3 separate regions of the Homo sapiens genome follow, and regions 2 and 3 are each linked to region 1. The links are chromatin contacts, found by Hi-C or POLR2A ChIA-PET in ENCODE. All regions are on one chromosome and are shown on one strand. The core of a region is the stretch at or near the end of the contact, and the rest is flanking DNA. Distances in the headings are between cores, read along the strand shown.

Region 1 (4,129 bases), core at 1,261-3,760:
TATAGGAAATTACTTTCATTCTGATTTTTAAAATGCTGTTTCACTCATTAAAAAACTCAAGTCTGGCGGGACGCGGTGCTCACACCTGTAATCCCAGCACTTTGGGAAACAGAGGTGGGTGGATCACTTGAGGTCAGCAGTTCGAGACCAGCAGTTCGAGACCAGCCTGGCCGACATACAGTGAAACCCCAAACCTCATCTCTACTAAAAACACAAAAATTAGCTGGGCTTGGTGGCGCACGCCTGTAGTCCCAGTTACTTGGGAAGCTGAGGCAGGAAAATCGCTTGAACCCAGGAGATGGAGGCTGCAGTGAGCTGAGATCGCACCACTGCACTCCAGCCCGGGTGACAGAGCAAGACTCCATATCTCAAAAATAAATAAATAAATAAAAATCTTTAAGTGATAACTTTACAACGTCACACACTCACAAAAAAGCGGGGGGGAGTCCAGCTTGCATGAGATTCTATTTTCCCAGAATTATTAATCCTGCTTACAAATACTGCTGACAAAAAAAGAATTTACAGTAATTAGCCTTAAAACTATCAGTGGACACTATTAGGGGAAAATGTCTTTCAGCAAAGCTAGACTTTAATAGTTTTCACTGATTATTATATAAAAACTGATTCGACTTACAAATGAAATACTTCCTATTATGGGTATCTTAGAGAAATTTTTTTATCTCTAAAATAAATCTTTAAAGACCAATTAAGAATGAGTGGGTACTGCAAAGTAGAGAAACTGAGAAATTTCAACAATTTTTAAATATTAAAATTCAAAGGAATGAGACTTTAATTTTGCCACAGGTACTCACCAGACCTATTTACCTAAGTAGGGAGCTTTCACATTGCACATCCTCCTAGACGTCACCACTTGATCTCACAGTTTTTGTTTTTAAGATTATGAACAGCCATCAAATAATTTGTGACAATAAAGTGCATACAGCAACGGAGATTCTTTTGTATGTGATCACGTATCCCCGACATAATAAAGAAAATATTTCAATATTTGGAAGCTAAAAAATAAGTGAAAATGTAATCTACTCAGCTAAAATGGTCAACCATTGTTCTACGTTAAGATCAGTATTTTTCCAAAACGAATTCTCTGTAATGATACACTCACAAGTTAACTCTAAATATGACCTGTGTAAATTGTGTCTTCTTTTTCCTCCTCAAGACAATCAAATCAAAGTCTTCACCAGAGCCAGCAACACTACCTTGAAATTTTAAACCTAAGTGTAAGGCTCGTAATGAAGTGCAAATGTAGTCCCAAACTCTCCGATTTTCACCATGGATGAAATGATTTTCATCACTAGCAAACAGTGTTATTAACATTCCAAATTCTGGTTAGAATGCAGTCACTGGTGAGCAGTGCCCTTGGGCAAGCAAAGAAAAGATTTGAAACTACCCAAAGCACAGATCCACATGAACCTCAGTCTTCTCCCACTTCATCAGGAAGCCAAATAGGAAGGACTCCAAGAAACAGGGGTGAGGGGGTGATCGGGACAGAAAGGATAGTGGAAATCATACTCCTCGAAGGGCGAAAGCAAATGAGAAACGGACTCTGGAAAAACCGCCCCAAAAGGACACTCAACCTGAGACAGATGTACAGGCACAGCTCCTCTACACTAAGGAGATAAAGCTTTACCACAGAAGTGATGCACCAAGCAAGCAAGTATGGGCAGGAGGGGACAACCTCCGCCAAGCACCCCCTCCCGAACGTCTAGCTCAACTAGAAGGGGTCGGCGGGGACTGCTCCTCCGAACATCAACAAAGGCCCCTTCAGTCCTAAGGCGAAACTCGAACAACAAAGGCCCGGAGACAGCCAGGACAGGGCCGGGGCTGGGGGGCGGGACGGATGAAAGCAGGGGAAGGCAAAGGAATCAAACCAGTGGGGGCGGAGGCCCGTCGGAGTGGGAAGCAGAGGCGCAGAGGCGGGAGGCGCGGTAATCCCCAGTGCACAATAAAAGGAGGAGGAGGAAGAGAACCTGGCCTCCATTCTCCTACTCTCTCCAATCCGCACCGTGTACATTTCCTCAGCCGCGGGGACCGCGCAGTCCCGAGTTCAGGGAAGGAAAGGGGAGGGGGGATTTTCCGCCTTGACCGCAACTCCCTTCCCCCAGCCAGGAGCTGCAGACGACAACAACCGCCACAACTGCAGCCACACAAAGGCGCCTTCCTTCTACTCCCGCTCCCACCCAGGCGGAGGCGCCGATGATGCCAAGGAAGCGGCGACCACCTCTCGGCCGCCTAGCGCTCGCTCGCCCTCTTCCCCCTCTAGCTGGGGAAAGGGGGAGGGGACCACCGGGCGCCCTCACCTGGCACAGCTGCTGACAGTAGTCGGTGGCCGCTTCCACGGCCGGTACCCGGCTCTCCCGCAGCTGTAGCTCCAGCTCCTGGAGCCGCTCGCCCAGGCGCTGCAGCTCCGCGACGCAGCCGCCTTCGCCGCAACTCAACCTCTCCTGCTCGGCCTCTTCGTCCGCCATCTTCACACCCCGCTCCGTCGCGTACGCACCTGGGTCACGTGATAACACAATGCCACGTTCGGCGGGGTCACGTGCCGGGCGCGCTTGCACGGCGCCGAGCACGTACAAAGGGCCCGATGGGGAAGATATGGGGGTGGGGAGAGTGGCGCGAGAGAGCCCGAGGGAGGTGAAGGCAAGGGGAAAGGAGAAGGGCGGGGTTGGGGCGGTGCGGAAAACGGCGGTTTACTTACCCCGAGCGGGAAGTGGGCAGCAGCGGCCGAAAGGGGCGGGCTGGTGAAGGCCTGCTCTCGGTCACGTGGGCGCCGCGACGGGAAAAAGCCTAGGGAGGGGCGACCCTCTCCGGCGTCCCGATCCCGGCGTGGCTTTCCCCAGTCCACGAAGTCTTCTACGGACATATCCTCCTGTTCCCCAAGAGGATGGCACAGGGAGAGTTCTGAGTGGTCTCGGGCAATGGCTGCATTTGCTGTTGGCCTGTAAGCAGGCCAGAAGCAGAGGAAGAGAGAGAAGGTAAAACCCGCCCATGGACCGCAAGCGTGAGAGCCAAGGCAGGACTATGAACTGTCAAAATTGTCTCTGACTTCTCACCAGGCCGGAGAGGAGGGATCTAGTGCGTGAGGTACCAGATCTCGTCTCACTTGACTCTCCTCCTCTTCAGCACCAAGAACGCCTGTCCCCTGGAAACACATTCTCTAGGGGGTGGAGGCAACAAAGGAAAAGAACAATTGGGTCAGAGCAGAATGAGGTTCAATCCTCAGTCTGGAGAACGGAGCAAATTCATGAAAAGCATAGTTTAAAAGAAGTCAGAATATGAACAGACCAGATGACTTTTAAACCACGAAAACATTTCTAGAATAAGTGATAACTAACTACTCTGTTTCACCGTGATTTAGACTCTACTACACTCTACAGAAATCACCAACAATGACAACAGGCTATATATGAAAGCTATTGAAAAGAAAGTAGGTCAAGGAAAAAAAAAACACCAATAAGGACTCCATTAAAAATCATAACGGAGGAGAGGAAATTGATGCTAAAATAAAACAATATTGTCGAGAATTATTATAAATATCTACAGCATTTTTTTTTCCTAATGCTACAAATAGAGGTAGCATTCTGAACCACATTTTACTTACAAGCTGAAAAGAATTAATACTTGGCACTTGAACAAAAGAGTAGAAGAGGTGCTACAAAAATCCAAGAGCTTAACCCTAAAGTTCTTAATAAAACTAATATTTTTTTTACCGTTAGAGCATTAGACAAAAGACCTATCTCTCTTGCAACTGAATAGTCTACAGAAATTTAGAAACAATGATATTGATGAGGCACCCAGTCTTTTCATTTACTCTGAGTGAAGTATATTTTTTTAGTACAAGGATCTAAAATAAAAATACTTCCCATTGTGGGCAGCGTCCTCTTCAAAAGATTTCTAGTAATTAATGGAAAGTGTTCTACATACTATGTTGTCCAGAATAAATGTTTTATAACGCATCAGTGATGGTGATGTTTTTAAAGCGGCATTATATAAGGTGACCAGGCACAGTTAAACCCCTTATGAAAAACAGTATCAGTTAATATTACATATTAACAAGGTAGAATCTTCAAATGTTTAATCTTCAAATGTTTACTCATGGAAGAGACTGGGAAGT
Region 2 (4,033 bases), core at 215-2,714, 640 kb before region 1:
GTGAATTAAATGTCTTATAAAAATGCACGCTGGTTGATCCACGAATTTCCTTTTGATCTCAAGGAAGTTATCAGCTGGGTACTTCAAGATCTATACACAAACCTGTTCATTTCAACATTATTTATAAAAATGGTTTCTAGTAGCACACCCAGATATTTGGATCTTACCAAATACCTTGCAGCAGAGCTATATGGAGATGCAAATATTTTCACCAAATATTATTGAAAACATTTCTCATGTGGTCCATTTTTAATTATAGAAAGCATAAATACATATTTAAATGTGTTGTAGGATATTTCACAAAATGTTAACATGACCCTGGGCAAGGAAAAATCATGGGTGATATATTTTTCATCAATAGTCTGTATTTTATGTATTTTTTCCCAAAAATGGACATGCATTTTAACTGTATAAAAAATTCAAGGCCGGGCACAGTGGCTCATGACTGTAATCCCAGCACTTTGGGAGGCTGAGGGGGGTGGATCACCTGAGGTCAGGACTTCGAGACCAGCCTGGCCAACATGGTGAAACCCCATCTCTACCAAAAATACAAAATTAGCCGGACATGGTGGTGCGTGCCTGTAAACCCAGCTACTCAGGAGGCTGAGGGAGAAGAATCATTTGGACCCAGGAGGTGGAGGTTGCAGTGAGTCGAGATCATGCCATTGCACTCCAGCCTGGGCAAAAAGCGAATCTCCACTTTAAAAAAATAATAATAAATATAAATAAATACATACATACATACACATCTTTAAATGGAAGAAAAAGTAAAATCGGGGCAGAGTGGGGGTGTGACAGGGAAGGGGTGTATGGAGGAGGGATGTGTTCTGGGAGCTAGAGATGCTCTATTCTTGATCAGAATGATAGTCATCAGGGTGTTCCCTTCATTCTGCTGTACATTTATTCTCTAATCTTTTCAGTCACTCTACCATATTTCACAACTTTTAAAAAGGGGAGGGGGTTAAAAAAAGAAAAGTCTGAGAATTTTAACACAAGCTAGGGGAAACTGTAGTTTCAAAGAAAAAAAAAAAAAAGGAAGAAGAAGAAAAGCCTGTTCAGTTGCTGCAATGCCTAATAAAGCTGCAAATACAGCCCAAACCCACAGGCTGTCAGATTCACAAAGTGTGAATGTAATGTAGGCAGGGGAGATGAAGCATTGAGTTATGTTTCTCACTCACACACACACACACACACACACACACACACATGAAAATCTGTCCTTCTGGCCGCCCACCCTTCACCTAATCAGCACCAGTCTAGGCTGCTCAGTGGTGTGTATTCTCACCAAGGTGCTGCCCAGAAGATCCACCTTGCTCAGGGAAGCGTAGTTGGTCCTGTTCCCTTTCACTTTTGCTGGTGCCAGAAATCCTGACAGAAGCAACAGTCTCTATGGTGCCAGAAGAGGAGGCTGTAGCGCTGCCTGGAGACAAACCCTTGCAGAATATATGCTTCCAATTGGAACATGTTGCTTTTAGAGCCTCAGGGCCCTGCAAGGGCAGGATGTGCCGCTCTGATTCCCAGTGTGTGACAGCAGGGGATTCCTCCCAGTTATTCTCAGAGTCAGGCTGTGGTTTGTACTTTCTTTTTTTTTTAGAGACGGAGTCTCGCTCTGTTGCCCAGGCTGGAGTGGTGCAGTGGTGCGATCTCGGCTCACTGCAACCTCCGCCTCCCGGTTTCAAGTAATTCTCCTGCCTCAGCCTCCTGAGTAGCTGGGACTACAGGCACACGCCGCCATGCCCGGCTAGTTTCTCTTGTCTTTTAGTAGAGAGGGGGTTTCACCATGTTGCTCAGGCTGGTCTCAAAACCCTGAGCTCAGGCAATCCGCCCACCTCGGCCTCCCAAAGTGCTAGGATTAGAGGTGTGAGCCACTGCACCCGGCCGGTTTGTACTTTCTATCAGATCATTCAACTAAACTTTGTGACACCGCAGATAAAACAAAGCAGATTAATGTCGCTGATCCAAAGAGCCAGGTTCTGCTGCACTTGGACCCAATGGGACCCGAAGAGGCTTCGGCTCTCCAGCAAAGATTGGGGGAGCCAGGTTTGTCCTCACCCGTAGTTCAGGGATGGTGTTGGGTAATTTTGATAAAGTACCCCTTCCTCATAGAAGCAAAAACTCCTTTCTGTTATTTTTTCTTTTAACTTCCAAATTAAAGACACCAACATGTTGTAACAAACAACATAGAACATCCTTTAATCCAGTAAGGGGCACTGCCAACCATGAAGAAGGTCAGTTCACAAGCAGACACATAGGGCATAGACATGGCCTTCCCGTTGCAATCTTGGTTCCACCTCTCATGGTACCTCACGCTCTCTGTCTTGTGTTGTAACTATCTGTGCACTTACCATTGACTTTATCTCCTCCATTACTGGGCTGCAGGCTCCCAGAGGACATAATCCGTGTACAATGGATTTACCTTTGTTTCCTCCCTGCCTGGCATAATGCCTTGTAGTCAGTAGCTCCTCCAAATGTTTGTAGAGAAGAAGAAAGGGAATTAGCATGCCTTAATCTCTAAGCTGTACCAGTTACTATACATATGCTTAATGTATATGATCATATTTAACTCGTAAAACCAGCCTCCAAGGTGTTATTATTACCATTTTATAGAAATGGTAAAGAAACGGAGGCTCAAAAAAGTTAGATGCCTGCTTAAGATCACTGAGCCAGTTAGAGTGAGAGATGGACTTGAGTCTAGAACTGTCCCTCTGCCAAATTCCTGCTCTTATTTCTTCATTAACGAGTGAATGAATGGGGGTTAATGATACCTGTGCGATGAGTCATCCCCAGACCCCCAGGTGCTACTAACACTGCTTCCCAACCCTCGCCTGGGGTTGGCAGGGCTTTTTTAATTCACTGGATAGTCCCTAACAGGGCTGGCATTAACCCATAGACAATAGAGAAGTGGCCTTGGCATTAGTTTGTGAGATATTCTCTCTGCTCAGATAACCTCCAGGGCAAAAGTGAATGCCACTGCGTGCTTCCTCTGTCCTTAAGCATGACCACACCCATAAGGGCGAAGCAGACTCCTGAACTCACCCAAGCTTTTTCCTTAGAATGTCTTCCCCGTCATCTGCCTGACAAATGCCTGATCATCCTTCAGGATGCCTTCCTCAGCTCCCTCAGGCAGAGCTACTCACTCATTCTTCAGCTACTGCAAACTGAGTAGGGACTACACATTGTGGGGTCTAAAGTAATCAAAAGTCTCTACCCTTCAGGAACAGCAAGCCAAACAGGGAAGAAAAGAGACCAGCTGCAGTGGCTCACACCTGTAATCCCAGCACTTTGAGAGGCTGATGTGGGTGGATCACTTGAGGTCAGAAGTTTGAGACCAGCCTGGCCAACATGGTGAAACCCCGTCTCTACTAAAAATACAAAAATTAGCCGGGTGCGGTGGCGTGTGCCTGTAATCCCAGCTACTCAGGAGGCTGAGGCAGCAGAATCGCTTGAACCCAGGAGGTGGAGGTTGCAGTGAGCTGAGACTGAGCAGTGCACTCCAGCATGGGTGACAGAACAAGACTCTGTCTCAAAAAAAAAAAAATTAAATTAAATTATATATATATATATATCCCTTTTAAATAAGTTTAAATAAAAAGAGAGTTTATTGGAAAAATACATGGAAATTTCCTAGAACTCTAAATTGGGCAACACAGCCAGGCCTCAAGAGAGACAAGAACCAGGTACAGATATTAGGAACCAAAGCTTATTTTTGTTCTCTCTCTCTCCACATGTTCTTTCATCTCTGCTTCTGTCTTCTCTCTCTTCTCTCTCACTCTGAAAATACTAGCATCCTCTCTTCATTTGCACATGCATGAGCCAAACATAGATGCCCACATCTGATTTGTTTTTCCAAAATAAACAAAAAATTATAGTGACAATGAAATTTTTTTGACATTTTTGAAAATCCCTTTAGTGGCTTGCTTAATAAATGACAATTGAATCCCTACATCTGCTTCTACATTCAATCTGTTGTGATATACTATTTCAGTTGAAGTATATAAAGAAAATTCAGTCTCACAGAGAAATGTAGCTTAAA
Region 3 (4,023 bases), core at 129-2,628, 750 kb before region 1:
GCTTCCCTGCAGCCACTTAACGATACACACCTCTCCCTGTGCCTGCAGCCCCATAGGGGGAGCATCCTAAACACCTTTATGACATCTTTCCCCCTCCCCACCTTAAGTCCAGTTCTGTTGGGTCTTCTTCACCTCACTGTCTGGCCCTCTCTTCGAATACTGAAATGTTTTCCCAATGTCTTCCCTCCTGATTTCTAGGTTGGATCATAAACCTTGCCCTTAGCCCACCCACTCCTGTTTCCTCCTCTACTGCTCTGTTCTCTCCCGTCCATCCCTGAGGGGCTCATTACCCAAGCACCATTTACAATGACAAAGCAAATGCACTGCATTTAGATTGATTTTTGTCTTAGTCAAACTGGGGTACATTTGTAATACAGAAAAGGATTGGTGTGTTTCATCACAAGGAATTAAAGCTATTATCTCACAAATCTGATTGATGTGAGCAGCCAAAACAAATATGTTGAGTAATTTCTTCCCTTACTAACTAGTTCTTTGCTTGAATCTTCCAGTTAATAGTTACGCCTGGCAAATTCTCAAATGGTATATATTATATTCATCCCAGCACTTGCGTTCTGTTTTGGATATGATTTTGAAAGAAGACATCTTAGAGAGTAAATTCTTGAGGAAAGGACATAAATAGATAAATACCAGATATAAATAGATAAACATGAATAAAAATGCATATTTCAGAAACATTGTAAAAAATAACAATAATAATAATAATATAATGGCTGTAATTTTTCAAACATCCTCAGACCACAAAGGTAATGCAGAGGGAAAATAGGCGTATTTGTTTTCCTCTTGCCTTATGGCTGAAAGAGCAAAGCATGCATGATTTTTATGACCTGGCTAGTGATGTGTCCCTTCAGGGAGCTATTAACTCTATCCTTGTAGATGGTGCCTGATCCCCTTCAAAATTAGAAATTGCTTAAAACCAGAAAAAAAAAAAGCATTTCATTCCTAAATAGGCCATTAGTGATATTGGATAGTTTGTTATGCTGTAATGCAATATTGAAATTCCTAGAGGCAATGGATTTTCAGTAGTGAATTAAAAAGACCAAACTAAACCAAGTATTTGAGGAATGAGTGAAAAGAATCTTGGGTAGCTAACTATTTTATAGGTTGTGTGTCAGCAAGTGACCTTTTGAAAATAAAATTATTAACTCTCCCCAGAGAACTAAATGCAAATTGAGCCCAGCTGGATTGTGTGGTAGGTATGAAAACATATCTATTTTGATGCAGGGGAGCAGGGGGTGGACATATATGTCACGAAATGTCAGAATAATGACCATCACCCTCAACAGAAAGTAAGTGGACTAAAAATAGCAACATACAGTTTTGGTTCTTAAAAATTATCAGCAAAGATGCAAAGGGTAATGACAGCAGATGTGTACAGCAGGGTTTTAACCTGAGTATGTGCCTGGACATGCTGTGCTGCCTCACTGCACAGCTAATACAACCTTTGACAACCTTTTCCCAGGAATGCAGAAGTCCAAGAATAATGCACATAAACTAAATAGCATCATTTCGTAGCATAAGTTAAAGGGAAGCTAATTTACTGGCTGCATGTTACAATAGATAAAATGAATTTCATTGTCTCCATGCCTGTACCTATCATCAGGCTTAATGTAAATACCCCTTTGAAGGACTATAGCTATCAGACGTGACATTAGAGTGATTCACAAACAGCTCTAATTACATAAGTACAAAACTATATTGTACTTACAGGCTTGCAGATACTAACTAATTTCTCATCATTTGCATCCAAAAACCCTGGTAAATTCCCTTTTCCTGAATATAGTATCTAAATTTTAAATGTGTAGGAAAAGTCACTATTCTACTAAGTGTATCTTTCAATAGATACTTAATTTCCTTTCTGAAGTTACTGTAATTATTTCAGGAATTGAGCCTTTTTGTCCTAGAATTTTTGTTCTCATCAGGATAGACAAGCTCTCCAAGGACACGCTGATATTTCTCCTGGCTAACCTCTGGGGACATTATCAATGCATGGTACAGTAAGTTAATATTTCACCAAAGGTTAAAAAAAATAGAAGAATACAATTTGAGGAGAGGGGATTGTTAAGAATCATATTCAGGTTAAAATATTACATTCATAGGAACTTTAAAAATTTTAAATCAATATAGATGATTTCAACACAGTATATAAATCAAAGCCCTCCTATTTATTCCCTGGCCTGATTGATAGGGTTTCTCTATTAAAATTGCCCATTCCATCCCAAATATGGATAATATATAATTTGAAGTTGAAATCAGGTCCCTTGAGTTTCTTGAGATTGGATAAATGTCTGCAAACATCAACAAACAGGCCTTAAAGTAAGGCAGTAATCTATAAACCATCCTGATGACTTGTCAATAGGAGGAGGGAGACAGGATGAGACTGTAAACTCAGCAACCTCTTCCTGACCTTAACCCTCCCCCAACCTCTGAAAAGTAATGAGGACTGTTCCTTGAGCCTTTGTTTGAGGAAGCTGAGAATAAGAATTGTGAGCTCCTGTATTCCCACAGAGACTTAAAGTATCCACAACCCCTTCAGTTCAAAATTGCTTTATATTTGGTGACCTGAGGTTCAAGTAGATAAGTTTTGCTACATTCAAGAATGCAGAAATAATTCACCCTGTCACTGCACTGAGCAAGACAACCAACCAGGGCTGGTGTGGCCCAGGAAAGGTCTAGGGAAACAGGGAACCGAGGATGTATTTCAAGGGGGCAGGTGGACTGGGGAACAGGAACTGTTTGAATAATTTTCAGAGACTCTGAGATTTTAGCTGCCACCAAAATGAGAAAAAAAGCACCAGATGTAGAGTTAGTAAACCAAGTTTCTAGTCAGCTCTGCCATTAATTTATTTTGTTATCTTGGACAAGTTTCTTAATTTCTCTGGGACTCAGTTTTCCCATCTAAAGACTGGCTGAAACAATGTCTAAGTTACTGTCATCTCTCAAAAGTCTGCAGTTTCGCGACCGTTACTTATTCCTCAGAGATATAAGAAAACTGATGTTAACTATAATCACATAAGTGGAGGAAGAAAGAAAACAAATTGAGTTTTCTCAGCCTTGCTAATAACACTGCAGCGCAGCACTCGAACGGTCAGTGAGAGGCGATGGAACGAATCAAGATCCTTAGACTAATTACATGTGGAAGACCTCCGTGCGTCACCATGGAAACCAAAGGGAAGGTGGCCCCGGTAAAGGTCAAAGACTCGAAAAATAGACATGGCATTATGAGAGATTCCTACACCTCAACCAGATTCATCCCCAGGGCAGTGAGACCCTAATTATTTTCTAAAACAGTATCTCCAAGTAGGGTGTGTGCTTCAGAATCACCTGGTCAGTTACTCATACAGACTCCTTGAACTCACCCAGGCCCACAAAATCAGAATTTCTGGGAAAAGGACTAGGAAATCTGCATTTCTAAGCAATTCCCCTAGTGTTTGTACAATAGCACTTGAGCACTACTGGTCTAACAAATGGAGAGGAAGAAGTTGGAAGAAAAATAATGAAATGCCCAGCATGTAGGCTCACAGAATACCTCTGGAAGTGGAGGAGTCACTGATAACAGTGGTTGCCTTCAAGGAGGTCTGAGGTACACAGAAGAAAAACTTGCCTTCACTGTAAATGTGTTAATGTTGTTAACATTTTTACAATGAGCAAGAATTACATAAATATTTCTAATCCTAAAAAAGATTTTAAGTGCAAATTAAATGTGGGTACAATTTCTCAGATTTGAAAAAAAATGGGCACTCTTTTTAAAGTTAAAGGATAAAGTGATAACAACAGTTTAAAATTTTCTCCTTTCTTTTTTTTTTTAAATCAAATAACCCAACTTGGAAAGGTTAAGCAAAATGCAGTCTTAGTTTTGGATTTTATCAAATGAAAGCTGTCAAAGAAGAGTTTCAGGAAGGATACTTAACAAAGGTATCTCCCCTCAATTCAGCTAATTTCTGGTTTATATCCTAGAATTAATGCCTTGTTACTCACTGTACTATTTTTTGTTTCCTGGATGAT

What was found. A loop is a pair of places that touch in the nucleus more often than their neighbours do. ChIA-PET counts read pairs that join two places held with the same protein, here RNA polymerase II (POLR2A). Pooled maps may share reads with other maps.
Region 2: a loop to region 1 is called in a pooled map, with 5 times the contacts of the local background. The contact joins the enhancer-like site here to the promoter of ZNF292 in region 1. A Hi-C loop is called at or near these places in 1 of 168 maps with a recorded cell type or tissue (HCT116), 10 of 37 single-sample maps with no recorded cell type and 10 of 50 pooled maps. POLR2A ChIA-PET finds 5 or more read pairs at or near these places in 1 of 52 experiments (GM12878).
Region 3: a loop to region 1 is called in a pooled map, with 7 times the contacts of the local background. The contact joins the enhancer-like site here to the promoter of ZNF292 in region 1. A Hi-C loop is called at or near these places in 5 of 37 single-sample maps with no recorded cell type and 6 of 50 pooled maps.

The regions. Positions count from the first base shown.
Region 1 is chr6:87,153,946-87,158,074 of GRCh38, reverse strand. It overlaps ZNF292 (zinc finger protein 292), which reads right to left and starts at 2,510. Exons shown (of 8, transcript NM_015021.3): 1 at 2,316-2,510. The coding sequence starts at 2,483. It overlaps LOC124901355 (translation initiation factor IF-2-like), which reads left to right and starts at 2,828. Exons shown (of 2, transcript XM_047419630.1): 1 at 2,828-3,099. RefSeq lists enhancers at 1,084-1,691, 2,203-2,542, 2,813-2,972.
Region 2 is chr6:87,794,083-87,798,115 of GRCh38, reverse strand. All of the region lies in intron 2 of LOC101928911 (a long non-coding RNA gene), which reads right to left. Among named protein-coding and RNA genes, the nearest start is that of AKIRIN2, 94 kb to the right of the region's middle. RefSeq lists enhancers at 1,190-1,289, 1,244-1,743, 1,744-2,245. Within about 2 kb of position 1,464, at least 5 of the 41 ENCODE cell types and tissues checked have a DNase peak (open chromatin) inside an H3K27ac peak, as active enhancers do; they include GM12878, where a contact is called at or near this core.
Region 3 is chr6:87,902,651-87,906,673 of GRCh38, reverse strand. The region is part of intron 2 of LOC101928911 (a long non-coding RNA gene); the gene reads right to left. Among named protein-coding and RNA genes, the nearest start is that of SPACA1, 140 kb to the left of the region's middle. RefSeq lists an enhancer at 1,221-1,470. Within about 2 kb of position 1,378, at least 2 of the 41 ENCODE cell types and tissues checked have a DNase peak (open chromatin) inside an H3K27ac peak, as active enhancers do.